Linked DNA regions of Mus musculus: all the other regions are linked to region 1. Evidence: chromatin loops called from intact Hi-C (ENCODE). Cell type or tissue: left cerebral cortex. All regions are shown on one strand. Region 1 holds the start of Spats1 (spermatogenesis associated, serine-rich 1). Region 2 overlaps Capn11 (calpain 11). Region 3 holds the start of Tmem151b (transmembrane protein 151B). Region 4 holds the start of Gm52283 (a long non-coding RNA gene).

Region 1 (8,000 bases):
GGCTACTCTGGGCTACATATGAGGTAGCAGTGCTTAGTCTTTAAAAAAAAAAAAAAAAAAAAAACCTATAAAGCTATGAGTCCAATAAACCTTTTCTCTCCATAAGCTTATACACCCATCCAACCTTTTGATTTCCCAGAACTCAATTGTATTTCTTTTCCACCTTAGTCATGCCCAAGTCGCTTTTCTCTGGAACCTTCTGCCGCTCTCTAGTACAGGCCGCTCTTGAGACAGAGGGAAGTTGGCGGACGGGATTGCCATATCCAGTATTCATGGGCTCACCAGTTCACACAGTGAAAAGCAATCGGACCCAAAAGGTGCTTGTTAGAAAGGCTATCATTCAAAACCAACAGACCCCATAAGTCATTGAAATTCAAGAGGCAGCGCAAGGGAAAAACCTAAATCTCACTGGACCTCCTAGCGGTGTTCACGGGTTTGAATGTCCTGCCCACTCCTCCTCCTCCTGACTCAGGGCTCCCGAAAGTACTCGCCCCGCCCCGTCCTTGGGTCTCCTTTCCACCTCTGAGTCCCACCCTACTTCCCTGGGGGAAGCCCTTCATCTACCCTTGGAAGACTCCATGGAGGATGTGGCCCAGATCAACGCACCAACTGGCAGCGGAACTGCCAAATACCAGGATGCAAAGCGAAAGCAAGGGCGTCTACCACCGCCTGCAAGGCTCGGTCCAGGGTTGCCAGGACAACGCGCCACTTCCCGCGAGCTGGCGCGCTACTCTTGACGCACCTATCTTCCTGCACCCGGCGCTCCGGCCTGGGTTGAGGATGGAGGTCTCAGACCTCAGAGCTGCAGAACCTCAGGATTTTGTTTTAGTTTGCGGCTCTTTTCCAACAACTGTCATTGCTACTTCTGTCACCTCGGGTGGCCGTGTGCGGTGCACCCTCTACAGAGCTTGCAGATGTCGGTGTAGAATTGGCATCCTGATTAGACAGGATTCACCCACCACTTACCGCTCCTTTTTCTGGGCCAGGCGCCCTGCTGGATGCTGTCTTGCCTCAGCAGCCAGCTGCGTTTTTCAAAATAGAAAACTGACTTTGAACAAAGGCTCGTTCAAGGTCATCCAGAAAACAGATTCACTCCCAAGTTCCACCCTTACAAAGCTATCTTTCTCTCCATGGTATAGACTGAAATTTATCTTTCTAACCCTTTCCCTAATAAATCTCACATAGAAACGCCCCCCATCCCAAGCTTAGTCTCTAAATTTATATTGAGACCTGGTTTGGGGGCTGGGCAGTGGTGGCACACGCCTTTAATCCCAGCACTTGGGAGGCTGGCTGAGGCAGGCAGATTTCTGAGTTTGAGGCCAGCCTGGTCTACAGAGTGAGTTCCAGGACAGCCAGGGCTACACAGAGAAACCCTGTCTCAAAAAAAAAAAAAAAAACAAAAAAAGAAGGAGGAGGAGGAGGAGGAAAAGAGAGAGAGTAATTAATATAATTATTCATATTTACTTGTGTGCTGTATGCATGTGCGTGCACATGTATCAGGGACTCACTTGCCCATGCATTTGTATATGTCAGGTGTCTTCCTCCGTTGCTCTCTGCCTTACATTTTTGAAATAAGGTTCTTGCTGAACCCGGAGTTCACTGTTACAGCAAGGAGTCCCAGGGAACTACCTATCTCTGTCCCACCAGCTTATAGATGTGCCATATGGCTTTTAGTAGGTCCTGGGGTTTGAACTCAGGTCCTCGGCTTGTGCAGAAAGCACGTTACCCACTGAACCCTCTCCACAGAGTGGTTCTGTTGTTAGTAATTGCATTGATTGCAAAAGAAACAACAGAAGGAGTATAGAAATCTTGAAACTGAGCTAGCCAAATATTGCTTAGACGGAGTAGATCCTCTCCAGGCCACGCCCTAACTGAGGAGTCATCCAATAGGAGACGGCCACTGGGGTTATAAAAAAGAAGCCAGAGCTGGACAGTGGTGGCACACACTTTTAATCCCAGCACTCTGGAGGCAAAGGCAGGTGGGTCTCTGTGAGTTTAAGGCCAGCCTGATCTACAGAGCGAGTTCTAGGACAGCCAGAACTATACACAGAAACTGTCTCAGGAAGAAAGAAAATGAGAAGGTGGTAATGTCAGAATGGCCACTGGTGGGATCAAACAGCTGAATATTGTCAGTTTCACAGGATTAATTTTAATTGTAAAATAGTAGTATTCCTATCAGGGACTGCAACAGGTTAAAGGCACTGACAGATTAGAAGACACCATCTCTCTCTGGGGCAGGAGCAAAGCATTGTTAAAGTGCTGTTAATTGCAGCTGAAGTGCCTTTATATAGTGATAAATCCTGTTGTAAGCATCCCTTTTAATGTGATTTTTTTTCCTTTATAAAAAGCTAAGACATTGGGGCCAGAGTGGCTTGACTTTTATTTTATTGAGTCAGGGTCTCTCTGTGTAGCTGCAGCTAGCCTGGAACTCTCTATGTAGACCACACTGGCCTCAACCTCACAGATTTGCCTGTCCCTGCCTCTGTGTCCTGAGTGCTGAGATTAAGTGGCTTGACTCCCCAGTTGACAGGTGTTACATCTTTCCCAGGCACCCTGAGTGCCCTGATAGGACTGGCATCCAAACAGCCAGGGGACTGCCCTTATGCTGGTGGCAGGCACTGGAACGCTCTGAGGAAGTTACACACCAACCCAACAACCGCAGCTCTCTGGCTCTTGGAGGCGCAACCCCACCTATGACTGCTTCCAGCCGCTTGCATGGCACTCATTGTCTTCAAAAGCTCTAGGGAACTCTAAATGATCTTGCCCCTGATCGGAAGAGGAACACTTTCCTGGCAGCCCAGCAGAAAGCCTGCCACTAGAGCAAACATAGTCCTTCATTTGCATGAGAGTCTGCTGTGATTGGTGCAGGCACCCCTGGCTATATAAGCAGAGTTCACAAAGCTCCCTTTGTATAGCATAGTAGGTACGAGACATGCTTCTGTGCACCGTCTTGGGATTGGAGTGGTTGGTAGGGCCAATAGAAAATGATCTTTTCATACTCTGTGTGTGCGCGTGCATATGTGTGTGTATGCATGTGTGCATGTGTGTGTGTGTGCATACATGTGGAGACGGTGGTCAAAGGCAAACATTTTCTTCAATCACTCTCTGCCCTATTTTTTGATAGAGGGTCTCTTACTGAATAGTTTACCTATCTAGTCAGCAGACCCCAGGAAGCCATTTATCTCTGCCTCCCTAGTGCTGGGATTAAAGGTACATTTCTCCTAGCTTTTAAAGATGGGTTCTGAAGATCAAACCCAGGCTTCCACACTCTTTACAGACTGAGCCAGCTTCCCAGGTCTTCTCGCCTAACTCCCTTAGTAGAGTAGACTCAGCTAGTAACAGAAAGATTGCAATGGCGGCGCAAGCAGCACTGGAGATTATAGCAAAAGACCAAGAAAGAAAACCCAAGAGTTCCTGAGAGCTGCCAAGCCATAGGGGCCAAGTTTCCAGAGAACTGTAACAGAACCCACCATGAAGAGCTAAGATAACAACATCCTAAACAATGCCCATGGCACTGGTTGCTGCACGAGGAAGGGTCCCAGTACCTGCGGCCTGTACAAGAACTGTAACCCTAAAAGGAGCAAGCCATCTGCTGCTGCTTGCTCTGGTCTGCCACCACTGCAGTCAGAGCCGCTGATGTTAAAGTTAAACCTCCAACTCGAGAGCCGTGAGTCTCTGGCTTCTAAAAGCTTTAGAACTCTAGACCTCTGGGCTTGGCCACTCGGCTCAGTTTGCCAGGACTGGAAGATCTTGGCCTCGTTGTTCAGTGATTCCTACGGAGCTCCTGCCATCTGATCAGAAACAGAGAGACTGGACTTGAGCCTGCATCCCTGACCTCTATTCTATGGGGCCCAGCTTTCCTCAGTTCAGTGACCTGGAGTTTGGTTCCAGGTGAGGTAGAGAAGCAGGAGCTGTGGACCACATGCAGAGCTGAGACCCTGGCAGTCACAGAACAGGGCGGGAGGGGGAGACTACAGGGACAGACAGACAGACAAAACACAAGACAGATGGTGTTCTCTGTTTTCCCACACCCCCTGCTATCCCATCCCCTTTTTGAGAGAAGCTGGGGCAGAAGTAAGAATTAGGTGTCTGGGGATAAGAGAAAAGCAGCCGGCCGGGCCACCGAGGAGAAAGATATCAGATAAACTCTCCCTCTTCCCTCATGGGTCTTAGCAAAGCACGCTGGGAAAAGAAAGTTGAGCCAGGCATTATCTGAGGAGTGTCATACATTGGTAAAAAGGCCGTGTGCTTGTTAACGCCAAAGAGCTGCAAGGTAAATTGGGTTGGAGGCCTCGCAGCTCCACCAAAACCCCTCCAGGAAAGCAAGCCTTCCCTCCTCAATATCAGAAAAAGGAAACCCACTGCCATTCATCGCTGGGCCTGTCTATACCACCGGTGTCCACCAGAGGGCAGTGTAAACCCAGGCATGGGGAAGAAGATGCCCGTCCTCTATCGCAACCTGAAGGCTGAGGCCTCCTGGGAGTCTCTGAGAAATCAGTGCTGGATGACACAGTCTGCTGAACCTGCAGTGGGGTAAGAACTTATAAGTTACCCCAGATCCAGCTAACGCTGCCAGCCAGCCCCAGATCTACAGTGGAGCTTACTGTCAGCTTAGGTCAGGATCCATAATTAGAGAGACCTTTTGTGTTCCAAGAATAGTGCTCAGGGAAGACTCAAAGGTGAAGAAAAAACAGACTTGGAAGCAGGTAAGATGGCTCAGGAAGTAAAGCGCCTGTCCCCTAAGCATGAGAACCCGAGTTCAATTTACCATACCGCCATAAAAGAGCCAGGCAGGCGTTTATCTTCTGACTTCAGGAGACAGACCGTTTTAGTAGTGAGCCTCGGTCCTCACTACAAGCCCACAGTCCCAGGCCTTCACATGAGCACTCTTTGCAGTGAGGGCTGTGTTTGTCACCTCATTACCTTCTCCGGGCTGTCTGTAGACAGTAGTCTCCTTCTGCTGCCTGCAGATCAAGATGTAGAGCTCTCAGCTCCTTCTCCAGCACCATGCCTGCCTGCATGCCGCCATGTTTCCCTCCATGATGATAATGGACTAAACCTATAAACTGTAAGCCATCCCCAATTAAAAGTTTTCCTTTATAAGAGTTGCCTGCTCACGGTGTCTCGTCTCAGCAATAGAAACCCTAAGACCAGACCCCAGAGCTCTAGGGAGATTAATCTGATAAAAGCCGGGTAAGAGGAGATGGGGCCAGAAGGGACGTGCTGGATATGAGAAACCAGCCATAGGCAACAAAGACAACATCTAAACCTGTGACTGGGGGAAATGTCCTTAAAATAGATGTAAAGGAAGGTTCGTCTCTGGGCAAGCTAGAAAGGGCAGAGATCACGGGGGATCACGAAGCTGGATTCAAGCAGGACGAGAGTTGACATCACATATTAACGGAAAGTAGAGGAGACTTTCTCTGTGGCCTGGAATTGGTACTTGACCCTCCAGATCGGGACAGAAGTATCACATAATCCATAGCGTTTTATTATTGTTCTTGGTTTTAGTTTGTTTTGACTCTGGGACTGTGTAATGCAAGCTAATCTCAGACTTAGGCAGAAGTTCTTCCTGTCTCTGCTTCCCAAGTCCTGGGGTGACAGATGTGCTGAAGTGACCCACAGTGTTAAAGAGAACATCCAGTCCAGTGGCAGTGGTGGCGCACGCCTTTAGTCCCAGCACTTGGGAGGCAGAGGCAGTCGGATTTCTGAGCTCAAGGCCAGCCTGGTCTACAGAGTGAGTTCCAGGACAGCCAGGGCTACACAGAGAAACTCTGTCTCGAAAAACAGAGAGAGGGGCTGGTGAGATGGCTCAGAGGTTAAGAGTGCCGACTGCTCTTAAAAAGGTCCTGAGTTCAAATCCCAGCAACCACATGGTGGCTAACAACCATCCGTAACAAAAATCTGATGTCCTCTTCTGGAGTGTCTGAAGACAGCTACAGTGTATTTACATATAACAAATAAATAAATATTAAAAAAAAAAGAAAAACAGAGAGAGAGAGAGGGAGGGAGGGAGGGAGAGAGGGGAGGGAGGGAGAGAGGGGAGGGAGGGAGAGAGAAAGGGAGGGAGAGAGAGAGGGGAGGGAGGGAGGGAGAGAGAGAGGGAGGGAGAGAGAGAGGGAGAGAGAGAGAGAGAGAGAGAGAGAGAGAGAGAGGAAGGAAGGAGGGAGGGGAGGGGAGGGAGGGAGGGGAGGGAGAGAGAGAGAGCAGGGGCAGACTCTTCCTGGGATCTAATAAGAAGCTATAAATAGTCAAACACTGCAAGACTTTATCCATTTTCCCAAAAAGAAAAAAGAAAGTATAGGGCTGGAGAGATGAGCACTGACTGCTCTTCCAGAGGTCCTGAGTTCAATTCCCAGCAACCACATGGTGGCGCACAACCATCAGTAACGGGATCTGATACCCTCTTCTGGTGTGTCTGACAGCTGCAGTGTACTCATATAAAATAAATAAATATAAAAGAAAATATAGACAACTGTTATTGGGGCTTTCAAACCAGCCAATCCTTTGAAAGTTAACATGGTGACATGGGTACCAAGATGCTGACTCCAGGGGAAAAAAAGAAAAAAGAAAAAACCTTCCATGTGCCTGGCCCCTGAATTATGAGGCAGAATATGAGCAGAGCCAACACCACTTGCTCGAGCCTGTGGCAGGGCTCACAACCCCAGGTTACCCACTAACCCTGCTCAGCAGGCATTCAGCAGGCATTCTGGAGGAAGCCATATGAACTGTCAGCATACATCCGCCTCCACCCCATGCCCACGCCCATTGTCATGCCCTGAGTAAGCACGGGCGTTGGAACAGTTGGCGTCCAAGTAGAAATGCTGTTTGGGAACGTTGTGGAACATGCAGAAGATATAGCCCTACTGGAGGAACTGGGTCACTGAGGGTGAGGCTTGAAGCTTCGAGACCCCTCCTGTCCTCTCTGTTCTCAGACTCAGAAGTAACACAATTAACTCCCCCACCCTCCTGCTGTTACAGGAAGCCCACCAGAGAACACCACAGTCTGTAGCCAAATGAGAGTCTTTAATTCAGCTAGCTGGGACGATACTCTGGTATTGAGGACCCAACTGTAGCCCCAAGTATTGAGTATTGAGTATAAGGTTTTGGGGTGTGTTTTTTTTTTAAAGGCAAAATTAACGTCCTGGTGTCTCGCTCAGCAGCTGCAGGGAGGTTTGCACAAGCAGGCAGTTTAACAGAAGCCAGCAGCTGCAGGGAGGTTTGCACACACACAGGCAGTTTAACAGAAACTAAGATAAGTTAGCCGGCTCCTAAAATGGGGTTGGGTAATTTTCCACAGGGCTTCCCGTCATGTGAAGAACAACCCTGCCTCCATCTTAGGCTTAAAAGCCAGCTTACAGTAAAGACAAACTAGGTTCCTTTCTTTTATGATTAAGCCTGTTTTTCAAGAGCTGGGCTGTACCTTACCTGTAACTATAACTGCTAATGGTACTGGACTGCCTGTTTCAAGAATGGCAGTCATGCCTTTGTTTCAAAAAGTTGTTTATAGCCAAGTTTTGCAACCCTACCTTTGTTCCAAAATGGATGTTATGGCTATCTTGGTATGACTTCCTATTGGTCTACTGTGTTGTAACATGGTCTAATATGTTGGTCCACATTCCAAAACCAGGTTCCTCAGAGCACCCCCCAGACGACCTTCATTGGCTCAGTGAGGACAGCCTGCCATCACTCACAGCCAATGGAACGTGTCTCCACCATTGCCACCCTCACGGTAGTTCCCCTACATGCATGCTCTGTAACCCGGCTATAAAGCCAGCCATCTTGACCTGGCCTGCCACTCTCCATCCTCGCTCAGAGCCGGCCATTTTGTATCCCCTTATCCTCAGTAAATCTCTTGTGTGAGGTTTGCTGCTTGGTGTCACCTTGTGGTGTTCCTTGCCTGCTGGTCACCAAGATGCCCTTTCCCCTACAAAACCATTCACTCCCTGCTGTTACGACCACCTTGCCTTCATATCTTTGTTTCCGGAAGCTGTTATGAT
Region 2 (8,000 bases), 160 kb after region 1:
AGGGGGAGGGAGGGGGAGGGGAGGAGGAGGAGGAGGAGGAGGAGGAGGAGGAGGAAAAGGAGCCAAAGGGGAAGCACCGGTGGCTGGGGATCCCGGGGACACACCGAGAAGATGACAAAGCCTATGGTGAGGAGCTGGGGTCCCTCTCGAGCATGTCTCCAGTTCTTCTGCATCAGTGCCACCAGACAGGTGCAAACCATTTCGTTTTTCTCAGAGTCATCCTCTGGGTCATCCACTTCCGGGAGAGAGATCTTGAACTGGGGGTTGCTCCAGAACGTCTCTGTGGAAGATCCAGGTCAAGGTGGTTGTGCTGGGGCAGGGCCTTCTGTCTTTGACTGGGCCCTTGTTGGGTGCCCTGAGATTCCAGCCATTCCTGCCTGGGTTCCTGAGGGCCGTGGCATTCCACAAACTGTGCCCTCATCCACCCTGCCTCTGTGACTTCCTGCCCAGGCCTAGTTTTCAGGTTGCCCTCGCCTACCCGGGTGGTTTCTGCAGCCCCCTGCAGTGCTTCCCCTTCGCCAGCTGCCCTCATAGAAGGTGGAGTGCCAGCGGCTCTTGTAATCCCAGGTGTTGAGGGCATCCGGGGTGAGGTTGCAGATCTCCAGCAGTGTAAAGTTGCTCATGAAGTCTTCATAGGACATCCTGGGAAGGGGAGGACGGACAGCGCTGTCAGTACACTCCACAGCCACACCTACGGGCCCTGACCTGACTGTGAAGGGACCCTAGGACCTCCTCACCCGAGGCACACCACACAGAGGCGATTGTAGGGAGATGAGGGATGCCTGTGGGGAGTCTGAGGCTCCTCCAAGCCACACTGACCAGAAATCGCCATCATCCTTCTTGTGTAGCAGCTGTACCCGAACATCTGGGCTCACCTCTTCCCACTCTGTGGCTCTGCCAAGAAAAAACAGTGGATGGGAAGGGCAGCCACCTTCAGAGTTCTTATGAAACCTCGAAGCACTGGGGACAAGAGTTGGCCCCACCCGTGACGTTGGCTTCCACAGGAACCCTGCTGTGTGTTTGGTCCCCTACTTGTCACTCCAGGCTCCATTCCATTCAACCCGACCCCAAGGATTTTGGATCCGAATTAGAGTTTCCAACTTGTCTCTGTAGTAGACCTGGAGGCAGAGAGGCATGGATGCTCAGGACCTGGGCAGGGGGTGGCTCTCCCATACCTGTGATTTCTAAGGGAGGCCAATTGCTTGTACTCACATCCTCTAGGCCAGTCACTGCATAAGCATGTCCTCGCACCAGCATGTTATGTGTCATGGTTTCTACTTCACTATTGTCTGTGACCTACAGAAAAGAAGGGAGAGTGTTTAAGATCTGGCCTGGAAATCCTAAGACAGCCATCATTTTATGTGATTTGTAACACGAATATTATATCTACAAGAGGGCATGTCTAATATGGCCTAGAGGCTTTCAAATTCTCTATGTAGCCAAGAGTGATTCTCCAGCCTCAGCCTCTTGAGGGTTTATAGACATGAGACACTACACCTTGCTTATACTTCACACACACACACACACACACACACACACACACACACACACACACACTGGCACAGAGAGGGAGAAGGGAAAGGAAGAGAGAGAGAAAGGGAGATGGGGGGAGGGAGGGAGGGAGAGAGACAGAGAGAGAGAGAGGGAGAGAGAGAGAGAGGAGACAGAGAGAGAGAGACTATAGATGTCACTCATGTGTGTGGTGAATGTGAATACATGAGATGGCCAAAGAAAGCCACTGAATCTCTTCTGTATTTTTTAAATAAATGCTTATTTTGATTTTATGTGTTATGAGAGTTTTGCTGCATGTTTGTCTGATACACATGTGTGTCTGGTACCCTAGGAGTGGCAGAAGGTGGCATTGGATTCTGGGGAACTTGGAGTTACACTTTGAGACATAATCTCTCACTGAAGGTAAAGCTTATTGCTTTGGGATATATAGGCTGACCAGCAAGTTCCAAGTCTTTATGCTCAGCACTGGGGCTATAGGCACACACAGCCCTGCTGGGTTTTTTGTTTGTTTGTTTTTTTGTTTGTTTTAATGTGGGTGCAGGGGATTTGAACTCAGATGTTTGTTTGTTTGTTTGTTTGTTTGTTTGTTTGTTTTTGAGACAGGGTTTCTCTGTATAGCCCTGGCTGTCCTGGAACTCACTCTGTAGAACAGGCTGTGCCTTGAACTCAGAAATCCACCTGCCTCTGCCTCCCAAGTGCTGGGATTAAAGGCGTGCGCCACCACTGCCCGGCTGAGATTTAGATCTCACATGGAGAGGAAACACCTACTGAGCCGTCTCCTCAGCTCCTGTACATTAGATTCGGAAGCAATTGGTGATTCACCCGCAGTAGTACAGGAAGAGCCTTTGTTCCCCTAGTTCGGATTTCCAATGTTTTGCAATGCTGTACTATAAGTTGAATGTATAGGAGTAAGCCTAGAGCACTTGGGAGGTGAAGGTAGGCAAGTTTCTCTGAGTTTGAGGACAGCCAGGAGTACATAGTGAGACCCTGTCTCAAACAAACAAACAAACAAACAAACAAAACCAAAAGCCTAAGTAAACAGGTAAGAGGACAAAACAAAACAAAAAGCTCACAGAACAAAGCAAGCACCAGGATGCAGGTTTTGACGCAGCCTGCATATCTCCCTCTAGCTTATGAAGTGTGTGTGTGTGTGTGTGTGTGTGTGTGTGTGTGTGTGTGTGTGTGTGTGAGTGTTTTTGGCTGTGTGTGTCTGCGCACTATGGAGGCCAGAAGAAGGTTTGGATCGCCTAGGACTGGAGTTACAGACAGCTGTGTGCTGCCATGTGTGCTGGGAATTGAACCCTGGTCCTCTGGAAAAGCAGACCGTGGAGCCACCTCTCCAGCCCCTTCTTCCTAGCTTTGTCCCTGGTCACTTGCAGTTGGCTGTGCAGCTTTATCACAGATGTAGTTTCATGGATTTGTCACCAAAGTTATGGGCCAGGTTCTTTACTGCTTGCATCTCTAAAGGGCCTTTGTGTCCAGGGTCCCCTCATCCTCTCCTTCCTCCCCTGACCATCATTAATACTCCAGGACAATGCTGTCATTACAAGAAGGTCATAGAGAGGCCCCTATTGTTAGGGGCTGTCGTTGTCTGTACTCTATGGCATGTAAGAATTAATTGGTTTAGCCTGGTGTGGTGGCGCACACCTTTAATCCCAGCACTTGGGAGGCAGAGGCAGGTGGATTTCTGGTCTACAAAGTGAATTCCAGGACAGCCAGGGCTATACAGAGAAACCCTGTCTCGAACCCCCCAAGCCCCCCACCAAAAAAAAAGAAAGAAAGAAAAAAGAATCAATTGGTTTAACTTAATTGAGTCACCCGCAGAAAGGCAACTAACTCCGATTTTCTTTGCTATTACGAGTACAGCCTGCAGAAGCAAGCATCTGTGTGCAGGCTTTGCGAAGAGTAAGTTCTACTCTGCCTGAAATAAATACCCCGCTCCCATAACCGCGGTTACATGGAAGCACTCTGGGTACATTTATTTATTTGAACAAATATTTGTTGAGTGCCTAATGCATGCTGGGTATCGTCCACAGTCCCAGGGTCCAATAGTGAATGCATCCCATAAAGGTCACTGCCAAAAAAAAAAAAAAAAAAAAAAAAGGTCACTGCCTTTCTGGAACCTTCTCCCTTCTCCCTTGAGAAGACAAGCTATGAAAATTTGCATTATGAGTTACTAAGGGGTCACAGAAAGAGAAAGTCGAAACAACTCGGAGGCTGTGCCCGGTGAGAACAGTCATTCTGCACTACAGGCAGACAAAAATTAGTTCAAGAAAGGGGTAGCTAGTGATGAGTCGTTGCGGGGTAAGAGCCTTGGGGTCGGGGTGGGGAGCGACAATATCCAACAAGACCCAGCTTGGCTTACTTCAATGGAACAGCCCATGAGGGAAGACTTCTCCAGGGCTTTCTTGAGGAGCCTTAGCATGTTGCCAGGGGGCTTCTGGAGCGGAATGCACTGTGCTACGCCGCCTGTGAAATCTTCCAAACCCTCCAAAGTGCTGCCTCCAGACAGCGCTCCGTAGGATCCGATCAGCCTGCAGGCAGATAGGGCGCTGTTAGGAGATGTCAGTTGGGGTGAACAGTCAGGCAGAATTGTGAGGGAAATGAGGCATGCCTTATCGTGGCCTGTCTCCTCCCCTGGTTCAGTTAGTGTCCTAGCCCACCTTCCTTGGCAGCCAAAGCCAGGCAGCTCAAGGCCAGCCTGGTTCCTGGCCTGGGCAACTCACTTGGCGTAGGCCTTCTCCAGCAGGGCGCTCCAGAAATCCTGGCGATGGGAGGCGTGCACGAATACCAGCTTGTTGTTCCTAGTGGGCAGCCGGTCGTCCACGACCACGTTCAACCAGTGCCCAAACTGCCAAAGCTGTGGGTGGCAAGGGGACATTTGTCTGCTTACAGGAGATCTGTCCTTAGAGCGCCCCCTCGTGGTCAGGACAAGAACATACCAGCAACAATTACTCAAACTGGAATTCTTTTGTTAAAAAAGGTATATATGTATAGTGTGTGTGTGTGTGTGTGTGTGTGTGATATCTGTCTGTTATTTTTCTCCTTCCACCATGCAAGTTTCAGGGATCAAATTCAGGTTGCCAGGCCTGGGGATAAGTACACTCATCCACGAAACCATCTTGACCAAGGCCCAGTCATTCTTTAGAACAGGCGAGGGAAAGTCAACAAAAGCCTTAAAATCTTAAAATACCTCCCTATTTTCCACACCTCCATCCTCCCTTCCTGTCTTTCCCCTGATCAGTTATCGGTTAAACATCCAGGTTATACCAATTGTATGGTGGAGATTTTCATGTACACAGGAGTGCCTAATGCGCATTTGTGGATGCAGGCACATGGACCACACACACACACACACACACACACAGAGAGAGAGAGAGAGAGAGAGAGAGAGAGAGAGAGAGAGAGAGAGAGAGAGAGAGAGAACAGGAAGAGAGCCACAAACAGCTAATTATTTTCTTTAGAGTTTAAAAAAATTAGCTTTCATAAGCAGATATTTCTCTGAAAGTTAGTTGAAAAGTATTCCCAAACAGTGTCAAAATAAGTACATACATGATCTCTCTCCCCCTCCCTTCCTCCCTTCCTCTCTTCCTGTCTTTCTCCTTCCTTCCTTCCACCCCTCCCTCCTTCTCTTTCAGGTCTTCCCTTTACCTGAAAGTGGAAGATGCCAGCATAGTTCTTCTTGAAGCTCTGATTTCTGGGCACCACACGGTACAGCAGTTTGGGGCAGGTGGTAAGGGAGCCAATGGCAGCCAGGAGCCAGCAGTCCCCTTAAAGGCAGGCAGGTAGGGATTGCCCCTTGAGCGGCCTCACATGTGTGGAGGTCCCAGACTCAAGGGAGTCACAAACCAGGGTGACACGCTTTGGTTTGGAGGAGTTTAGGCTAGGCTGCACAGCATCCTGGTTGCTGTCAGGACAGGCTCCTATCTGTTGAACATATCCATTCACCTCTCTCTGTGGCCCCCATTCCTACTCTGTGCACAGGTTGCAGTAGTGGCCAAAGGCCCAAGGTGTGTCTTGGAACACTTCTGTAATCTCAGCGTTTGGGTGGTGGAGGCTAAAAGGATTGTAAGTTCTTTTGCCACCAACCTGTTGTACAGAGTGAGACTTTGTCTCAAACCACTCAAGAGTTGGAGCGATGCCTAGCAGCTAAGAGTACACCTTCTCTTCTAGAGGACTTGAGTTCAGTTCCCAATATTCATAGCAGGTAATTTGCCACCACACGTCACTCTAGGTCTAGGGGAAATCTGACACCTCCCTCTTCTGGTCTCCACAGGCACTGCACTCACATGCACATACACACAAAATTCAGAAGGAAAATCTTGCCTGGTACATGCCTTTAATCCCAGGACACAGGAGGCAGAGGCAGGTGGATATTTGAGTTCAAGGCCAACCTGGATTGCAGATCGAGTTCCAGGAAGGAAAGGGCTATAGAGAAATCCTGTCTTAAAAAAAAAAAACAAAAGAAGCCGGGCAGGGATGGCACACGCTTTTAATCCCAGCACTCAGGAGGCAGAGGTAGGCAGATTTCTGAGTTCGAGGCCTGTGGGAAGCCGCCCCCACATTCGCCGTCACAAGATGGCGCTGACATCCTGTGTTCTAAGTTGGTAAACAAATAATCTGCGCATGAGCCAAGGGTATTTACGACTACTTGTACTCTGTTTTTCCCGTGAACGTCAGCTCGGCCATGGGCTGCAGCCAATCAGGGAGTGATGCGCCCTAGGCAATGGTTGTTCTCTTTAAAATAGAAGGGGTTTCGTTTTCTCTCTCTCTTGCTTCTCTCTCTTGCTTCTTACACTCTGGCCCCAAAAAGATGTAAGCAATAAAGCTTTGCCGTAGAAGATTCTGGTTGTTGTGTTCTTCCTGGCCGGTCGTGAGAACGCGACGAATAACAATTGGTGCCGAATTCCGGGACGAGAAAATCCGGGACGAGAAAAAACTCCGGACTGGCGCAGGAGGGATACTTCATTTCAGAACCAGAACTGCGGATCACGTTTATAAAGGTTCCCGTAACACAGACTGTTGAGAAGGATTCAACTGCCGAATTCAGAACTCATCAGCTGGGGAACGACGGTGATAAAGGTTCCCGTAAAGCAGACTGTTAAGAAGGATTCAACTGTATGAATTCAGAACTTTTCAGCTGGGGAACGAGAGTACCAGTGAGTATGTTTGGCCTTGAATTTTTTCTGGTGTTAGGAGCCCTTTTGTTCTTTTTCACATGCTATCAAGTGATTAAGATAGGGCTGAAAATTCTAGAGGAAATTCAGGACAATCTATCAGAAGTAAAGCGGGGAGAGAGAGTAGGAACAAAGAGGAAGTATGGTACACAAAATAAGTATACAGGCCTTTCCAAGGGTCTTGAACCCGAGGAAAAGTTAAGGTTAGGTAGGAATACCTGGAGAGAGATTAGAAGAAAAAGAGGAAAAAGGGAGAAGAAAAAAGATCGATTAGCGGAGGTCTCTAGGAGATACTCGTCACTAGATGAGCTCAGGAAGCCAGCTCTTAGTAGCTCTGAAGCAAGTGAAGAATCCTCCTCTGAGGAAACAGACTGGGAGGAAGAAGCAGCCCATTACCAGCCAGCTAATTGGTCAAGAAAAAAGCCAAAAGCGGCTGGCGAAAGTCAGCGTACTGTTCAACCTCCCGGCAGTCGGTTTCAAGGTCCGCCCTATGCGGAGCCCCCGCCCTGCGTAGTGCGTCAGCAATGCGCAGAGGGGCAATGCGCAGAGAGGTGCGCAGAGAGGCAGTGCGCAGAGAGGTGCGCAGAGAGGCAGTGCGCAGAGAGGTGCGCAGAGAGGCAGTGCGCAGAGAGGCAGTGCGCAGACTCATTCATTCCCCGAGAGGAACAAAAGAAAATACAACAGGCATTTCCAGTCTTTGAAGGAGCCGAGGGTGGGCGTGTCCACGCTCCGGTAGAATACGTACAGATTAAGGAAATTGCCGAGTCGGTTCGTAAATACGGAACCAATGCTAATTTTACCTTGGCGCAGTTAGACAGGCTCGCTGGTATGGCACTAACGCCTGCTGATTGGCAGACGGTTGCAAAAGCCGCTCTCCCTAGTATGGCCAAATATGTGGAATGGCGAGCTCTGTGGCAGGAGGCGGCACAGGCGCAGGCCCGAGCAAACGCTGCTGCTTTAACTCCAGAGCAGAGAGATTGGACTTTTGACTTGTTAACGGGTCAGAGAGCTTATTCTGCTAAACCTGATAAGAGGTATCAATGGAAGGTCTTACCACAGGGGATGTCCAATAGTCCTACAATGTGCCAACTTTATGTGCAAGAAGCTCTTTTGCCAGTGAGGAAACAGTTCCCCTCTTTAATTTTGCTCCTTTACATGGATGACATCCTCCTGTGCCATAAAGACCTTACCATGCTACAAAAGGCATATCCTTTTCTACTTAAAACTTTAAGTCAGTGGGGTTTACAGATAGCCACAGAAAAGGTCCAAATTTCTGATACAGGACAATTCTTGGGCTCTGTGGTGTCCCCA
Region 3 (8,000 bases), 75 kb after region 1:
AGGCACTCTTCTTGCCTCCGAGCACTCCCAGTCCTCCCTCCCGGCCTTCAAGGTGGGATGCCGCCCACCATCCTCACCTGGGGGATGGCCTAGCCCTTCTCTGCTAAGCCGGGGGTCTGCGAGGCTCCGCCCAGGGCCCCTCCCCCTGCCCCGGACCCCCGTGAGCCCCGCCCCCGACACGGCCCCTTCCTAGCCACAGCGGACTGCGCGGGCAGCCAGGTCGGGGCAATGCTGCTGGACTGCGGCTGCAGCGGCCGGCTCGGGGTGCGGGGCGCCGGCCGCTCTGCGGCGGAACCGGCGGGGACCGCGCGAGGTGCGGGGGATGGGGGCCAGGTCGCGGTTGTACGGGGGAACCGGGGACCGCCGGCTCTCACCTCCTCTCGGGCGGGGCCCTCGTCCGCCGATGCCATGGGCTCCTCTGGGACCCCGGAGCCGCCACCGCCGCCGCCGCCGCCGGCGCTCTCTCCCGCGGCCGAGCCAGGGGGGGACATGGCGTAGAGGGGGCGCGTTGAGCTCAGGACCTCCCGGGGGGCTGCCAGGGGCCGGGGGCATCCTGCGCTGGTCCTGAGGAGGGGGCGCGAGGGGCGGGGCCCTCTCTGCTCCCCACCCCCCGCCGGGGGGAGGGGGCCTAGAAAGGGCACGGGGGAGGCTGGAGATGGGGGGATGGGTGGGAGGGCGGACTGAAGGGGCCGGGCTGGGGGGGCCGGGGCCGGGGGCGGGTGTCACCTTGAGGCCCTCGCGGCGCCGCTCCGCCTCCCGCCCGCTCCCGCCGCCGCCTTTTGTCTGAGCCGAGCTGGAGCCAGCGCGCCCCCCCTCTTCCTCCCAGTGCATCAGAGCCCCGCCCCCAGCCCCCCAAACTCCGCCTCCCCCAAGCCTTCCTAATAACCACCACCACCACACCGCTAAAGGGGAGAAGCAACAGGGGCTCCCCGCACCCTTTCTGTCTCTCGGCCCTGTTCACCGCATCTTCCTTCCGCCTGCCCCTTCTGGGAAGATCTCAGCCTCAACTCCTCTCCAGCTGTCCTCTTAGAAGGGCCCTGGCGAGCGGGAGGATCAAGCAGCGTCGGTCTCCCATCTCTGGTCCCACAAGTCCTTGAAGCTGAAGGCTGGGGAGAAGAGAATGAGTCTGGACATTTTAGGGAAGACCCTTATTCCTAATTTGTATGGTAAAGGGTTAAGGCAGAAGCCGGACTCTAGAGGCGCTGAAGCTAAATCCAAGAAAGGACTACTGGAGGGCAGAGAGAGGAGCCGCAGGGAGGCTCTCCCTCCTTCCCAAGAGCAGCCCCAGAAAAGCGATCAAGTGCATCCAGTTCTCTAGAACGGGGGGGGGGGGGGGGGGTGTAAAGGACACCTGAGTCCTAACTCTTAATTCTGGCCCTGCCATAAGTTGTGTGGCCTTAGACAAACACTTTCTCTCTCTAAGCCCTTGTTCTGTTCCTCCCGGGTACAATGAAAAAGTCCACTAGTCTGCCGAGGTAGGGAGGTCAAGTCACAGACCACAGCAAGCTGAGTGACTGCCAGTAGCCAGGCCCTGTATGCTGCCCACCCACTGCTGCTTTTCCCTGCGTTGACTAAGACACACAAGAGACTGGCAGTGTTCTGCCTGCGTGCATTCCTGGTGTATCCATAAGTAAACAAGTACTCGGCACCTACTGTATGTCATGTATAGAAATAAAATGCAATTTCCTACCTTCAAAAGGCACAGCCTAGTTGAGGAGAAGACATGCAAACCAGTCATTATAATAGATTGTGATAAAGACCGGGCAATGGTTGTTCTGGGTGTGAATAGTCACTGTGCCAACCCACTGTGTTACTGGGGTCTTTGTCAGACAGTAACTGTTCTTCCTTACCCGGAGGAGACCAAGGCATGAGGAGGACAAGTGAGTGCTTACGGAACCACCTGCCAGCACCCACAGGATGACTCCTAGACTTCAGAGCTTTCTCTTTGTGAAGGGAAGTGACACACATCTGAGACAAGAGGATCAATACTTAAGGCCAGCCTGGACTAGATACCAAAACACTGTCCAAAAAAAAAAAAAAAAAAAAGGGTGTTAGGTAGTAGGTTGGGGTGATAGCTCAGTGACAGAACACTTGTCTAGCATTTGGGAAGAACTAGCTTCAATTCCCAATTCCAGAAGTTCCTTTGGAGCAGGGGATGACCTTGAGGCAGTGTTGATATCATATCTGATCTCTGGGGTTAGGAAATAAGCATACTGAGGTGCCAGGTTTCCCCTTGCCTCTTCGGATCAGGAAAGCCACTCCTTGTATCCCCCCACCTCTGCCTGCTCCCCCCACCCCAGTGCTTCTGCTTCCACGCCCCATTTCCTATTCCTCCCTCCTCAGAGAGAACAGATGGTCTTCTATTCACCTACTGCTTTGAAGTGTCAGCCTGAATGACCCTCTTTAGATCAAAAAGTCCGTTCTCTCCCTGAACAGGACGTGCGGAGTCTCCAGAAGGGAAAACTTCTCCTTCCCACCCATGACACAAGAGAAATCTTGATACCTCATTCTAGTGGCTCCAGCCCACTGCTTCGCAGCCAACTCTAGCCCCTCACTCTGGTTTCAGCCTGTCTCACCACATTCTGTCTTCCCTGTACAGACAGAAGGCCCAACACAGGACTCTATGCTGTCTCCTAACCTACATGAACGACTCATACTTTCCATTTGGCTATTGCCTTCCCCCTGATGCCCATTACTGTCTGTCTCTCAGGGGACTCGACCTCAAACAGAGGACAGCTGTAAAAGGGACAATTCCTGGGGCTGGAGAGATGGCTCAGCTCTTAAGAGCACTGACTGCTCTTTCAAAGGTCCCGAGTTCAATTCCCAGCAACCACATGGTGGCTCACAACCATCTAATGCCCCTTCTGGTGTTCTGGTGTGTCTGAAAACAGCTACACTGTCCTCATATACAGAAAATAAATAAATAAATCTTTAAAAAAAAAAAAGGACAATTCCCTTTGGTCAACTTCAGAACTCCCAAGAGACTACTCCCATCTTCTCTGGTCATAAACAATATCTTTCCTTGGAAGCGCCAGGGAATGGGGGATTGAAAGGAGGGGGCAGTGAAAGAAGTTGACCGCCTGGTCACCATGGAAACTGGGCCTGTTTCCCTGAAGATAAGCCTAGTGCAGTGGGCAGGGGTGGGAAGTAGGGCTATCCAAAGAGAGGCAGAGAACACCAGCACCCAGCACGGAGGGAGGGGCTGGGTAGCGCCACTGGCAGAAGGCTGATGTTAATAAAAGTCAGAGCCTGACCACATTGCAGCTTGAGTCAAAGGTAGCACTGCCACTGGGTCCTTCTTCTAACTCCTGGAGTGACAGGCTTCCTGTCAGAGTATAGGCACTTTGGTTGAGGCTGTCGGTGGCTCAATGCTGACCTCATATGGTCAATGCAGGGATTGCCACACACCTGTTAGGGCTCAGGCCCATACACCCAGTCGGGTTGAAATAGTTATCCTTAAATGTGGCTTCTTTGTGAATTAGAAAAGTGGTCCCTTGCACTCCTGTAAGTCGGGTTCCCCCATCGATGATGTTTAGACCTTGGTAAGAGTTTCAATGAAGAAAACTTATAAGACATAGGATTAGGTCAAAAAAAGCAAGTTCTGTTTTTCTAACTATGGGTTCTTGGGCAAGCCAGCTAACTTCTCTGGGCCTCGGGCAGGTTTGGTTTTTTTTTGTTTTGTTTTGTTTTTTTGTTTTTTTGGTTTTTTTTTTAACCCGTAGTTTATACATTTGCTCTAGATTTTGAGAATGGAAGGGGTGCATACAGGAGAGGACGTTGAAAAATTCTGAAGTCACATTAACCCCAAAGGAGCGTCTGTCTGTTCAGTTATTCTTTGTTTTGCTCAGCGTGTTGATTTGGGGGGGGAGTGTTTAGAACTAAGGATCAAAGCTAAAATACATTCACCGGGTAAGCAGCATCTATCCCTGAGCTACATTCCTAATGGCTGCCTCAGTTCCCTAGCTGTCCTGTCATGACTCCAGCCTGCCTTAAGCCCAGCACATCTTGCTAGTCCTCCAGGGGGACTTAGAGCAGTGAGCAATCGAGAGGATGCTCTTCTTTTTTAATTAATTAATTTTATATCCCAATTGTTGCCTCCCGCCAGGTCCTACCTCCACAGAGTCCTCCCCCATCCCCTTCTCCTCTGAGAGGGTTAGGCACATCCTCTCCCACTATTGGGAAATTGACTCCACAGACAGACAACAGCTTTAAGGACAGCCTCTGTTCCAGGTGTTGGGGGATGCACATGGAGACTGAGCTGTACAAATGCTACATATGTGCGGGGGAGGGCTCAGTCCAGCTCATGTATGCTCTTCGGTTGATGGTTCAGACTCTGAGAGCTCCCGAGGGTCCAGGTTAGTTGACTTTGGTCTTCCTGTGGGGTTGCCAATGCCTTGGGGGCCCTCACTCCTTCCTCCAACTCTTCTATAAGAGTCCCTGACCAGTCCAATGTTTGGCTGTGGGTGTCTGCTTCTGTCTGAGTCAGCTGCTGGGTGGAGCCTCTCAGAGGACAGTTATGCTAGGCTCCTGTCTGCAAGCATAACAGAGTGTCATTAATAGTGTTCGGGATTGGTGTTTGCCCATGGGATAGGTTTCAAATTGGGACAGTTATTGGTTGGTCATTCCCTCAGTCTCTGCTCCATCTTTGTCTCTACAATTCTTTTAGACAGGCCAAATTTTAGGTCGAAAGTTTTGCAGTTGGGTTGGTGTCCTGTTCCCTCCACTGGGGCTCCTGCCTGGCTCCAGGGGGTGGTCTCCTCAGGTTCCATGTCCTCACTGTTACACATCTTGGCTAAGGTCACAGCATTGACTCCTGGGAGGAGAGGAGGCTCTCCTCAACTCTTTCCCTCGCCATCTCCAGCTCAAGTTGAACCAACTCTGTCTCTTTCCCCACTGAATAAGTAGTTGGCCCTACTATGTGACAAACATTCTACATTGTGATTGCCAGAAACTTTCAAACATTTTATTTAAAGGAATTTTATTATTAAAGGAGTGGTGGTACACACCTTTAGTCCCATCACTCAGAAGACAGAGGCAGGTGGATCTCTGAGTTCGAGACCAGCCTGGTCTACAGAGTGATTCCAGGACAGCCAGAGCGCACAGAGAAACCCTGTCTTGACAAACTAAGGTAAATAAATAAGAGTTATTTATTTTTTATTTTTATTTTATGTGTATAAGTGTCTTGCCTGCATCTGTTCATATCTAGTGTCTGTGGAGGTCAGAAAAGGGCATCATATTAGATCTCAGATGGTTGTTAGCCCACCTGTGGATGTTGGGAATTGAACCTGGGTCATTTTCAAGAGTGGCTCCATATGTTTGCAAACGAGTGAATGGATGAAGAAAATAAGGTTTTTTTGGGGGGGGAGGCAGAAGAGAATGGCTCATAATAGCTATCTCTGCTAGCTCCCCCATCCCCCAGTACCAAGGATGCAATGAAGCTGTTCCTATGGTTGGCAATGGTCTTCTAAGGGCATTGCTAGCCCCAAGAAAAGAGCAGCAAGATGCTCCATCTCAGGGATCGCCTGTGGGTGGTGTTCTCTCAAACCCTAGTCATGTTGAAGAAAAGCAAGAAGGGAGGGGAAAGACTTCAGGGCTAGGGTGGAAACTTCAGTAGTGTCAGGGGCCTCCCCACCCTGGCTCCACTGTGAGGAACTAAACTTCTTTGACTGCTGGGGGCAGCCATCTCCTGTACCTACCAAAGGCCAGTGCACACCCTGCAAGGAAGAAGAAACCCCATGACCACCAAGGCTTGTGAGATAAGTCCTCCCTAGAAAACCCACTTCCCCAGATCACATCCTCCTGCCAAGTCTATCATCAGGGGAGTTGACCCAGAACTGTCTATGAAGGTTTCCCAGGGAAAAGCTGCTCCCCTGAAGATAATAGATGCACTCTCTCTTACCAATCCCCCTGAGCACTGATTGAAAATAAGTGAAAAGGCAAGAGAAGTTGAGAAAAAAATAGGCAGAGGATAGCAAGCAGAGCCACCATCACCACCCCTTCCCCATCTGTGCTGGCTAGTCAGGCAACTTGATGGGAGCCAGCGTCATCTGAAAAGAGGGAACCTCGGTTAAAATGCCTCCATAAGATCCAGCTGTAAGCCTCTTTCTTAATTAGTGACTGATGGGGAAGGCCCACCCCATCCCATTGTGCATGATGCCATCCCTGGGCTGGTATTCCTGGGTTCTATAAGAAAGCAGGCTGAGCAAGCCATGGGGAGCAAGCCAGTGTGCAAGACGCTCCCCATGGCCTCTGCATCAGCTTCTCCCTCCAGGATCATGTCCTGTTTCAGTTTTGTCCTGACTTCCTTTGATAATGGATTATGATCTTGAAGTATAAGCCGAATAAAACCTTCTCTCCCCAATTTGCTTTTTGGTCAGGGTATTTCATTGCAGCAATAGAAACGCTAAGACACCCCACCACCACCACCAACCTACACAAACTCCCCACAAAGTAGCCGGTTTATGCAGAAAAGTTTTTTAAAAATACACTTTTTAAACAATTGAATGAATAAATGAATGAAGACACCACGGAACTAAAAAGAAGGAACAAACAAATGCACGGAATTAGTGAATGAAATAAAAGGGAAGGGGAAGAATGAGTGAATGAATGAATGGGCGAAACAATCCACGCAGGAGTGAGTCAAGACTGGTAACCAGAGACTCCCTGCCTACGCAAGCAGCAAACAGGGGGATTCCGGAGGGGCGGGGCTCTACCCGGAAGCTCCTTTGAGGGCGGGGCTGTGGGCGTGGCAGTGGCTGCGGGCCACTTCTTGGGTCCGGGGGCGGGGCGACAGAGAAGACCTAACTAGGGACCGTTCAGCTGCCCAAAGCACCCGCTGCGGTGGACCTGGCCGGCGCCCTGGACCTCTCGCTTTTCTCATCCGCTCCCCGCGCCTGCACAGGCAGGTAATGAAGCCGCTCGGAGAGTGACTCTGGTTCTGTTAGGCGGTCACACAAACCCGGAAAAGCTCGCTTTTGCACACCTCAGAGTTAGATCCCGCTGGACCCTGGACCCCGGGCTGGCGCGGCCGGCATGTCGGATGCGCGGAAGGGGCCGGACGAGGCGGATGATAGCCAGTGTGACTCTGGCATAGAGTCGCTGCGCTCTCTACGCTCCCTGCCTGAACCTACTGCGGCCCCAGGCTCCGGATCATCCCAAAGCGGCTGCCCACAGCCTTGGAGACATGCTCCGGAGACCCACAAGGAACCAGAGAAAGAAGATGCGGATGGAGAGCGAGCGGACTCCACTTATGCCTCCTCCTCTCTCACTGAATCCTTCCCCTTACTGGAGAGACCCGAAGCCAAGGATCCAAGCCCTCCCGCCCCAGGATCGCCGCTGCCCCCCGCGGGGGTGCTGAGCCCTCAGCAACTCGAGGCGCTCACATACATCTCTGAGGATGGAGACACGTGAGTAAACTGGCTAGGCTGAGATAAGATGTTCAGTTAGAGCCCCCCTCCGAGCTGCAACTGGCTGGGCTACCACCACCACTTCATCACCCGAGAGGATAGACCCTCACAGCACCTGCCCTGGAAGGGCCAGCCTCCTTCTCCAAACTCCAAACTTAACTTGCAACTTGCTTTTAAGCTGTAGCCAGGTTCAGACCAAAAACCAGACATCATCACCTCTTTTGGGAGTGGACAGGATAGCAGTGCCCTTGTAACCTAGAACACCAGCCACAGTCTTGAAAATCTACTAGTGACCCACTCCTGGGAAGAGGAATTCCCCCGCAACCAATTCAGTTTTTGTTTTTCTTGTTGGGGGAAGGAATGTCCCTGTTTGCTCAATATTTGGGATACCAATGCCTAACTTCAGAACACCCTAACCAGAGGGGGGAAAAAAGACTACACCAGGATTACAGGTTGTCATCTGAGCTCAGGAAGCCTGGATTAACGGTGCTACCTGGATGCCCATTTGAAAGTGGTTCCAAAAGAGGGACTAGACTGAGAATTTTTGCCCCCAACAAACAGGATAGGCAGCTGGCTGCCCCAGCTCACTTCCTC
Region 4 (8,000 bases), 150 kb after region 1:
GCTGCCACAGAGTGGCTCACAACCTTCTGTAAGTCCAGTCCCAGAGGATCCGACATTATCTTCTGACTTCGACGACCACTGCATGCATAGACAAGTGTGTCTATGCACCCATAGACCATACACATAAAATAAAAATAGATGGACTCTCAAAAGAAAAAAAAGAGGGACTGGAGAGATGGCTCAGCAGTTAAGAGCACTGACTGCTCTTCCAGAGGTCCTGAGTTCAATTCCCAGGCAACCACATAGTGGCTCACAACCATCTGTAAGGGGATCCCATGCCCTCTTCTGGTGTGTCTGAAGACAGCAACAATGTACTCATATACATAAAAGAATAACTAAATCTTAAAAAGAGAGAAGAATACAAAAGGAAAGGGAAAAAAAAAAGAAAATGGGTTTTTCATGGGCCATATCTTAGCCACACCAGTATTAAGATACATCAATCTTATGGTGGTAAAAGGCCCTATAATATGCTCAGATATTTAACAGATTTTTAACTCCATTTATTCTAGCTATGGATACTCAATGAAAGATTTGGGATAAATCTTACCCTAATTTGAAGAAAGACATCAATCTCTGAACAGCAGCATTCAGGACCTTTTAAACCTTAAGTGCAGGTGATTTCTTTAAGGAATTTTGTTTTGTTTTGTTTTTCGAGACAGGATTTCTCTGTGTAGCCCTGGCTTTCCTGGAACTCACTTTGTAGACCAGGCTGGCCTCGAACTCTTGAAATCTGCCTGCCTCTGCCTCCCAAGTGCTGGGATTAAAGGTGTGTGCCACCACTGCCCGGCTAAGTAATCTTATAGTATAACCAGGATTAAAAAATTAATTAAGAGCTGAAAAGACAGCCAGGTTAAGAGCACTGGCTCTTCCAAAGACCAAGGTGATTCTCCAGCATCTACATGGTGGCTCACAAGCATCTGTAACTTAACTTGAAGGAGATCTGTTATGGTCTTCTGATCGCTGAGGGCACTGACCAGGCTTGCATATGATACAACACACATAAATACAAAATAATAAAAACAAACAATATTTGTATTTTGCATATAAAAATAGATACTGAAGGGGGTCGAAGCATTTGAGAATCCTTATTAAAAGTAGGTTTTGAAAAATCTAAGCCGAGCCGGGCATGGTGGCACATGCCTTTAATCCCAGCACTCAGGAGGCAGAGGCAGGTGGATTTCTGAGTTCGAGGCCAGCCTGGTCTACAGAGTGAGTTCCAGGAAAGCCAAGGCTACACAGAGAAACCCTGTCTCGGAAGAAAAAAAAAAAAAAAAAAATCTGAGCCTACACGATACTACACTGTCTCATTTCCTTTTTTTTTTTTTTTTTTTTTTTGGTTTTTTTTTTTTTTTTTGGTTTTTTCAAGACAGGGTTTCTCTGTGTAGCCCTGGCTGTGATGGAACTCGCTCTGTAGACCAGGCTGGCCTTGAACTCAGAAATCTGCCTGCCTCTGCCTCCCAAGTGCTGGGATCAAAGGCGTGTGCCACCACTGCCCGGCCTTCATTTCTTTAAGACTTCTTAAAATGTATTATTTTGCCGGTCGGTGGTGGCACAAGGCTTTAATTTCAGTACTCAGGGGGCGTAGGCAGGCGAATCTCTGTGAGTTCAAGGCCAGCCTGGACTACAGAGTGAGTTCCAGGACAGCCAGGGCTACAGAAAGTACACCCCATCTCAAAAACAACAACAAAGAAGTATAATACTATGTACATGGCTGTTTTGCCTGCATGTATGTGCTTTGTATGTGTGCCTGGTGGCACTGGAGCTATAGAGAAGTCTGAATAATCGTGTGGGTGCCGGGGATGGGAGCCAGGTCCTTTGGAAGAGATTTTAAAGCCAGTGCTTTTAACCACTGAGCCATCTCCTCCGACTTTTCATTTTCATCTCTCTGAGTTCGAGGCCGGCCTGGTCTGCAGAGTGAGTTCCAGGACAGCCAAAGCTACACACAGAGAAACTCTGTCCTCAAACAAAGGAACAAACAAACATCACTCTGTTACAATTTTCTTTTTTCTGTTACTATGAAAACCCTATCCAACTGTTACCACGTTGGAGCATGGAATTTGGAGTGACCTAGGCCTGGGTTCCCAGACCATGGTCAATCATACTTGGTTTCAAAATAAACTCTTTTATTCCCTTTGAAGTCAAATTGGGGATTTTTTCCCCCCATCAACAAAAGGAAGGAGGGAGAGGCGGGGTTAAATGCACTTGCTGCTGCTGAAGAGGAGCCTGGTGTGGACCCTGTATCCATAAGGCAGCTCACAACCAGCTGTAACTCCAGTCCTAGAGGACCTGAAGCCCCTTCTTGTCTCTATGGGCACTGCATGTACAGGTACACAGGCAGACACGTAGACAAAGCACAGGCACACATAAAATATAAATAAACCTATTTTCAAAAAAGAAAAGAAAAGAAAGTGGTCCTAGAATTTTATAAAGAAGAAACAAATAAAAAGCTAAGAACAAAGATGAGCTAAAACTCGAGACAGCTTATAGAAAATGAACCCTAAGCCACAGCCAAATGTATCTTCTCATCTAGGCTGCAAGGAGACACTCGGCTACCATTACTCCTTTAACAGACTGGAATACTGCAAAAAGTTCGCCACATGCCCTGCTTCTGAAGCTCTGGGGAGACAGACAGCAGCTGGTGGAAGCGCTTGCATACCACCCTAGATAGGGAATATTTTTTGTTTGTTTGTTTTCGAGACAGGGTTTCTCTGTATAGCCCTGGCTGTCCTGGAACTCACTTTGTAGACCAGGCTGGCCTCAACTCACCTGCCTCTGCCTCCCGAGTGCTGGGATTAAAGGCATGCACCACCACGCCCGGCTCTAGGTAGGGAATTTAATGCTCATACAACCACAGGTGTGTCTCTCTCCAGCCACCTGTAGGAATACCTGCACCCAGCAGTTACTTTGAGATCCACCATCTTTGCTAAGCCATCCAGCTTGTCAGAACACCTTTACTTTTGTCTTTCTTCTCTATTTCTTTGGAAGACTGGCCAAAGCCCACTCACTTTAAGAATTTCTTGCTCTTTCCCAGAAGTTTTCTCTTGTAATATGGCTTCCAGAGGTGTGGGTGTCTCTCTTCCTCTTGGTCCTCTTCCTTCTCCAAATGGCCTCAAGATTTAGTTTGCCTGCCCAGAGGCTCTCTTTTAACCTTTAATAAGACTGACCCAGAGTTTCCTTATAATTTGGTTCTTAAATCCTTTTATGGTTGAGACTAAGACTTCCCAAAAGGGGAACCCAATTTTCTTTGGTAACTTGTGGAACCCCAGATGAGACTCCCCAAAGTTTATGGTGACATGTGACTACCACAAATGGATCCTAAAGAAGCTACTCAAAGCTGGGCAGTGGTGGCACACGCCTTTGATCCCAGCACTTGGGAGGCAGAGGCAGGCGAACTTCTGAGTTCTGGCCAGCCTGGCCTACAGAGTGAGTTCCATCACAGCCAGGGCTACACAGAGAAACCCTGTCTCGAAAAACAAAACAAAACAAACAAAAGAAGCTACTCAAAGGGCAAAAGGGGTGACTGAATTCTAGGACCTTAGAAGCCATCTGGGTGGCAAGTCTAGCCACAACAATAGTTATCTCAAAGCAGACCCTGGCTTCATCACTTGAACCTAATGAGGCCAGAGGAACGAGCCCGAGGAGAAGCCAAATAAGCTAGACATAGGCTGGTGCTCTTGAGTGCCTACTAAGGGCGTCTGGTGTTCTTGGTTCTGGCTTCTCTTGGTATTTGGGCTTCGGTTTGCAATGCTGAGCTGTTTATATAAACTCTTGGCTGCTCCCAGCTGGATAAAATCTAAAAAGGAAAAAGGGAGACAGGAAAAAAAAGAAATATTAGCACTGGGATGACATAAACAGGTACAGTGTTGTCTCATTGTGTCAAAAGATTGGAAACACCTGTTAATGAGCTCCTAAGTGCCTGAGCATGGTCGTTCGTGCCTCGAATACCAGCACCCAGGAAGCTAGGCAAGAGGACTGCCAGGAGGTTGAGGCAAAAAAGCCAATACAGGAGACTGGAGAGATGGCGCGGAGGTTAAGTTCTTCCTCTCTTCCTCTGTCCTGCTCTTGCTGAGGATCAGAGTTGAGTCCCCAGCACCCAGGTCAGGTAACGTTACCCACAACTGCCTGAAACTAAAACTCCACGGGATCGGACACGCTCTTCTGAACTCCGATGGCACCTGCAACACACGTGGCCTACACACACACAGTGGTACATACAGAAAAATAAGTCTTTTAAAATATATAAGAAAGTATAGAGTGTACTGGTTTATAGACAATTTCTATAAGCTCTGCCCAACAGTTACCTAGCAACAGCGTGCGTCATCACTCGCCTCCAGGTATGAGCCAAGTACAGTGGATAGAAGCACTGCTTGCTACCCCAGACCCCTTCCTCCTCTTCCCACGTGTTCTTGGCCGGCCTTTCTCTTTTTCTCCCCTTCGGTCCTTCTCTGTCTCCTTTCCCCCTTTCTCTGCCTCTACCCCTTTACCAGGTCCCTGATCTCCTCCCTTCCCACAATAAGCCTCCTTTTATGCCTGTCGCATGGCATCATTTCTCAGAAGGACCCCTCGGCCGCAGCATAAGTGGGGTTTCTGAGAACCTGTTGCAGCTGCTGACTCCCAGCAGTACCCAATGGCATAAGGGAAAGGAAACGTCAGACAAGAGCGCGATAGAACTCTCTACCGCCATCTAGAGGACTACGTGGGAATCATTTGCCTCTGCTGGGAAAGCTTCAGTCTTCCGGTTGATTCTGTTTCAAGTTGGTCCAACACTGAAGAAGTATTAAATATTAAGTGGCCAGCTGAGGAGATGGCTCAGGAGGTAAAGGCGTTTGCTGCCAAGCCTCATAACTTGAGTCTGTCTCTGTCTCTCTCTCACACCACAATACATTGTGTTTAGCGCTAAAATGGCAATTTCTTATATGATGGCAGCCAAACAATTTTTGTGGATTTAGTACTTTAATGCTTCGGTGGATCTCAGAGGGAAACTTTGGGGATTCAGTTCTCTCCTTCTGCCATAAAGGGTTCTGGGGATCGAACTCAGATCGTCAGACTTGGCAGCAACTGCCTTCCCCTGCTGCTGAGCCCACCTTGCTGGCTCATAAAATAATAAACTCTGTGTTTTACATATTCTGCCACACTGAAATAAAGTAAAATTTCATTTGAGTGAGCTCGTTCTCTTTGCTTCTTTACACTGGTTGTTTCCAGACTGGATCGCATTTGAGCTCATTGCTTTTAAGTGCTACATTGCTTTTAAGTGCTACCTAGTATTATGTGGTTTTCCAGATCATTCCAGACCCCACTTTCTCAGAGACCAAAAGACTGAACAATGGTGATACTTTGAGGGAGGCAAGAAGCAGGGTAGAGTTGTTCTTCTGACATCAAAGAAAGAGAAAGGGGGTGGGGGAGGGGCAACATCTGTGGAAAATTGGCAGTTGGTCATCAAGAGATGAAATCTAGATTGCCAGGGACTCAAATCAAAGTCAGCTCACGAGTGGTGTAGGCTGACATCTCTGTGCCCTAGGCTAAGGGGGAAGAGCAGAAATGTAGTCAAACAGCCTGTGGGGACACATCCTTGGGAGGCCACAGTGGGGACAAAACCTCCTAGGGCGGTGAGGTGCATAAGTGGCCATATGAACCCACTGGGATGGAGTCAAAGGAAGAATGGCGTGTCTTGTTTTCTGTATTTTAACACAAACTGTATACAGCTATTGCCGGCAAATACTTACTGATGTCAAGGGTCAAGTATTCTCACTCTGCCTGCTTGTTTATTTACTCGAGACAGGGTTTCTCTGTGTAGCCCTGGCTGTCCTGGAACTCACTCTGTAGACCAGGCTGGCCGAGATCTGCCTGCTGGGATTAAAGGCCTGCGCCACCAAGCCCTGTTTTGGTTGAGACCTTTTGAAAGTTCAAAAGACCTGTTAGTTTTAGAACCTCTCTAAGACTGCCTGTTGGGATGTCCTGCCATCCCTAGGGAGATGAGCTCTGTAGGGAGAGAGTCATGTGGAGAATAGGCTCAGAGGCTCCCTGGAGAGTGTGACTGATCACAAGGCAAAGGAGAGGAAAACAAAGGGCTGGAGGGACAGGAACCAATTCCTCAAGGGACAGTCAGTCGGGTGTGGCCATGAGAGGGGGAAGAGGCAGCTCTGTACAAGCTGACTAAATTGATCTTTAGAGTGACAGAGAAGGGGTAGGGCTGGAGCACTGGGAAAGGATCTCAAAGGATGGCAATCCCAGCTGTCTGCACAGCGTCTGTCCCAGTAGGCTCTGCTCTTCAGGAAACTGCAAACTGTGTATATATAAACAGACGACAGATCAGGTCCATGGTGTGATTTATTTATTTTTTTATTTATTTGTTTTTTTCCGAGACAGGATTTCTCTGTGTAGCCCTGGCTGTCCTGCAACTCACTCTGTAGACCAGGCTGGCCTCGAACTCAGAAATCAGCCTGCCTCTGCCTCCTGAGTGCTGGGATCAAAGGCGTGTGCCACCACTGCCCGGCTCCATGGTGTGATTAAGGGAAGGTTTTTACTGTAGGGACGAGAGAGAGAGAGAGAGAGAGAGAGAGAGAGAGAGAGAGAGAGAGAGAGAGAAGATTGAATATGGCCGGTAGAGAGAGGTGGGAGAAGGAGGGAGACCAGGAGAACACAGGCAAAAGACTGGAGTGGAGAGAGAGAGAGAGAGAGAGAGAGAGTCAAAATAGCAGGGTTATAAGACTGAGCAGGTGTAGGAAGGGCTGAGAGGAGCCAGGATGCAGACATGGACTCTGCAATGTGTAACAGACACGTGTGACACTCAGGGAACTTTGGTATACTAATAAACACCGCAGGTAGCTACTTGTTCCCTCTGTTAGTGATAAGGGGAAAGGCTTCTCTTGGCAGAGGTGGGACTGGCTTCCTAAGTTCCTGACCTATGTTGGCTTTTGTCTAACTGCCAGAATTTGGGGGAATTTGCAGAATTTGACAGAAACCACCGGTCCCTAGGAAGCTGTACACAGAGGCAGGAAGTATCCTGATTGCTCTGTGGAACGAAGGTTTAATCTAAGGGAAGTGGTTTAATCTAAGGGAAGCCTTATCTAGGAGGCTGAGTCACGGGAGGAAGGTCCTATGGTGGCATTATTACTGGCTCTATAAGAGAAGGAAGAGCGAGGACCAGGAAGATGGCCTGCCACTCAAGCCTGATGGTTGGGACCCAGGGATTCACTTTAAAAAGCCAGATAAGGGGGTACGCATCTGCAATCCAAGTCCTGAGATGAGATGGAGAAACACCAGCTGCTCTCAGCCCACCCAGCCAGTCCGGAGCCCGTACAGCAGCCGGAAGACAGACCTCCAGTCGCCTACCAGAAGGGACTCCTCATTGTGTGGTCTACCAGCTGGCTCTTGCAACTAACTGCCTGTCCTTTGATTTGGTTGGTTGGTTTGGTTTGGTTTCCAAGACAGGGCCCTGGCTGTCTTAGGAACTCCCTCTGTAGACCAGGCTGGCCTGAACTCATAGAGATCCACCTGCCTCTCAAGTCTGGGGATTAAAGGCGTTGGTCACCCCCACCACTCCCAACACACACACCTGGAGCTTGTCCTCTGATCTTTGAGACCCCTGCGGTGCGGTCTTTGGAGGAGGGGCAGTTTGAGGGAAAATAGGACAAAGGCACCTCAAAGCCTTGTGGCCTCTTGGCTTTGTCAGCCCCAGGTCAGGCTTCGCTGGCCATTGGCTCAGTGGCGCCCCTCCACCCCACAACGTTCAACGCATCTAAGAGTTCCTAATGTTTTCAAAGCTTGGGGCTGAGCTGCGTTTAACATCCTGTAACCCTGCAGCGCCCCCTAGTAATTTGTAGACAAGCACATTTGCAGAGCCCCTCTTTGGTATTGAAGAATTAAGTGGGAAAATAACCTTGTCCTCTTTATTAGAATAATGTGTACGACGCGGCGCGGGGAGGCGATGGAATTCCTGACAAGAGGGCGGGCTAGGAGGCGGGTGTGAGTTGACAGCACGCGGGAACACTTAAGCTGAA

The links. A loop is a pair of places that touch in the nucleus more often than their neighbours do. Peaks named below come from ENCODE experiments on the same cell type or tissue, not always from the same donor. Only the 100,000 strongest peaks of a DNase experiment are listed, where the experiment ranks them.
Region 2: a loop joins it to region 1, with 3 times the contacts of the local background. A loop is called at or near these places in 12 of 42 quality-filtered maps.
Region 3: it touches region 1 in a loop (7-fold over the local background); 36 of 42 quality-filtered maps call a loop at or near these places.
Region 4: it touches region 1 in a loop (2.0-fold over the local background); 2 of 42 quality-filtered maps call a loop at or near these places.

What each region holds. Positions count from the first base shown.
Region 1 is chr17:45,474,235-45,482,234 of GRCm38, forward strand. Spats1 (spermatogenesis associated, serine-rich 1) reads right to left here and starts at 704. Exons shown (of 8, transcript NM_027649.3): 1 at 565-704. The coding sequence starts at 580. In left cerebral cortex, CTCF peaks have their summits at 690, 4,404 (motif pointing right) and 6,390 (motif pointing left); DNase peaks (open chromatin) are centred at 687, 4,422 and 6,393; H3K4me3 peaks cover 1,154 bases; H3K27ac peaks cover 2,296 bases.
Region 2 is chr17:45,638,591-45,646,590 of GRCm38, forward strand. Capn11 (calpain 11) reads right to left here. Exons shown (of 22, transcript NM_001013767.2): 4 at 5,164-5,282; 5 at 4,239-4,372; 6 at 3,878-4,046; 7 at 1,213-1,296; 8 at 1,033-1,118; 9 at 820-894; 10 at 479-642; 11 at 105-280. Among named protein-coding and RNA genes, the nearest start is that of Gm52283, 16 kb to the left of the region's middle. In left cerebral cortex, CTCF peaks have their summits at 4,439 (motif pointing left) and 5,779 (motif pointing left); a DNase peak (open chromatin) is centred at 4,392.
Region 3 is chr17:45,548,909-45,556,908 of GRCm38, forward strand. Tmem151b (transmembrane protein 151B) reads right to left here and starts at 769. Exons shown (of 3, transcript NM_001013749.2): 1 at 375-769. The coding sequence starts at 491. Nfkbie (nuclear factor of kappa light polypeptide gene enhancer in B cells inhibitor, epsilon) reads left to right here and starts at 6,792. Exons shown (of 6, transcript NM_008690.4): 1 at 6,792-7,406. The coding sequence starts at 7,033. In left cerebral cortex, CTCF peaks have their summits at 1,166 and 3,394; DNase peaks (open chromatin) are centred at 925, 1,584, 3,378 and 6,734; H3K4me3 peaks cover 2,797 bases; H3K27ac peaks cover 2,184 bases.
Region 4 is chr17:45,622,329-45,630,328 of GRCm38, forward strand. It overlaps Capn11 (calpain 11), which reads right to left. Exons shown (of 22, transcript NM_001013767.2): 22 at 7,876-8,000. It overlaps Gm52283 (a long non-coding RNA gene), which reads right to left and starts at 4,623. Exons shown (of 3, transcript XR_003952231.1): 1 at 4,302-4,623; 2 at 3,895-4,191; 3 at 3,435-3,793. In left cerebral cortex, CTCF peaks have their summits at 4,691 (motif pointing left) and 7,798; DNase peaks (open chromatin) are centred at 4,340, 4,682, 7,438 and 7,853; H3K4me3 peaks cover 895 bases; H3K27ac peaks cover 460 bases.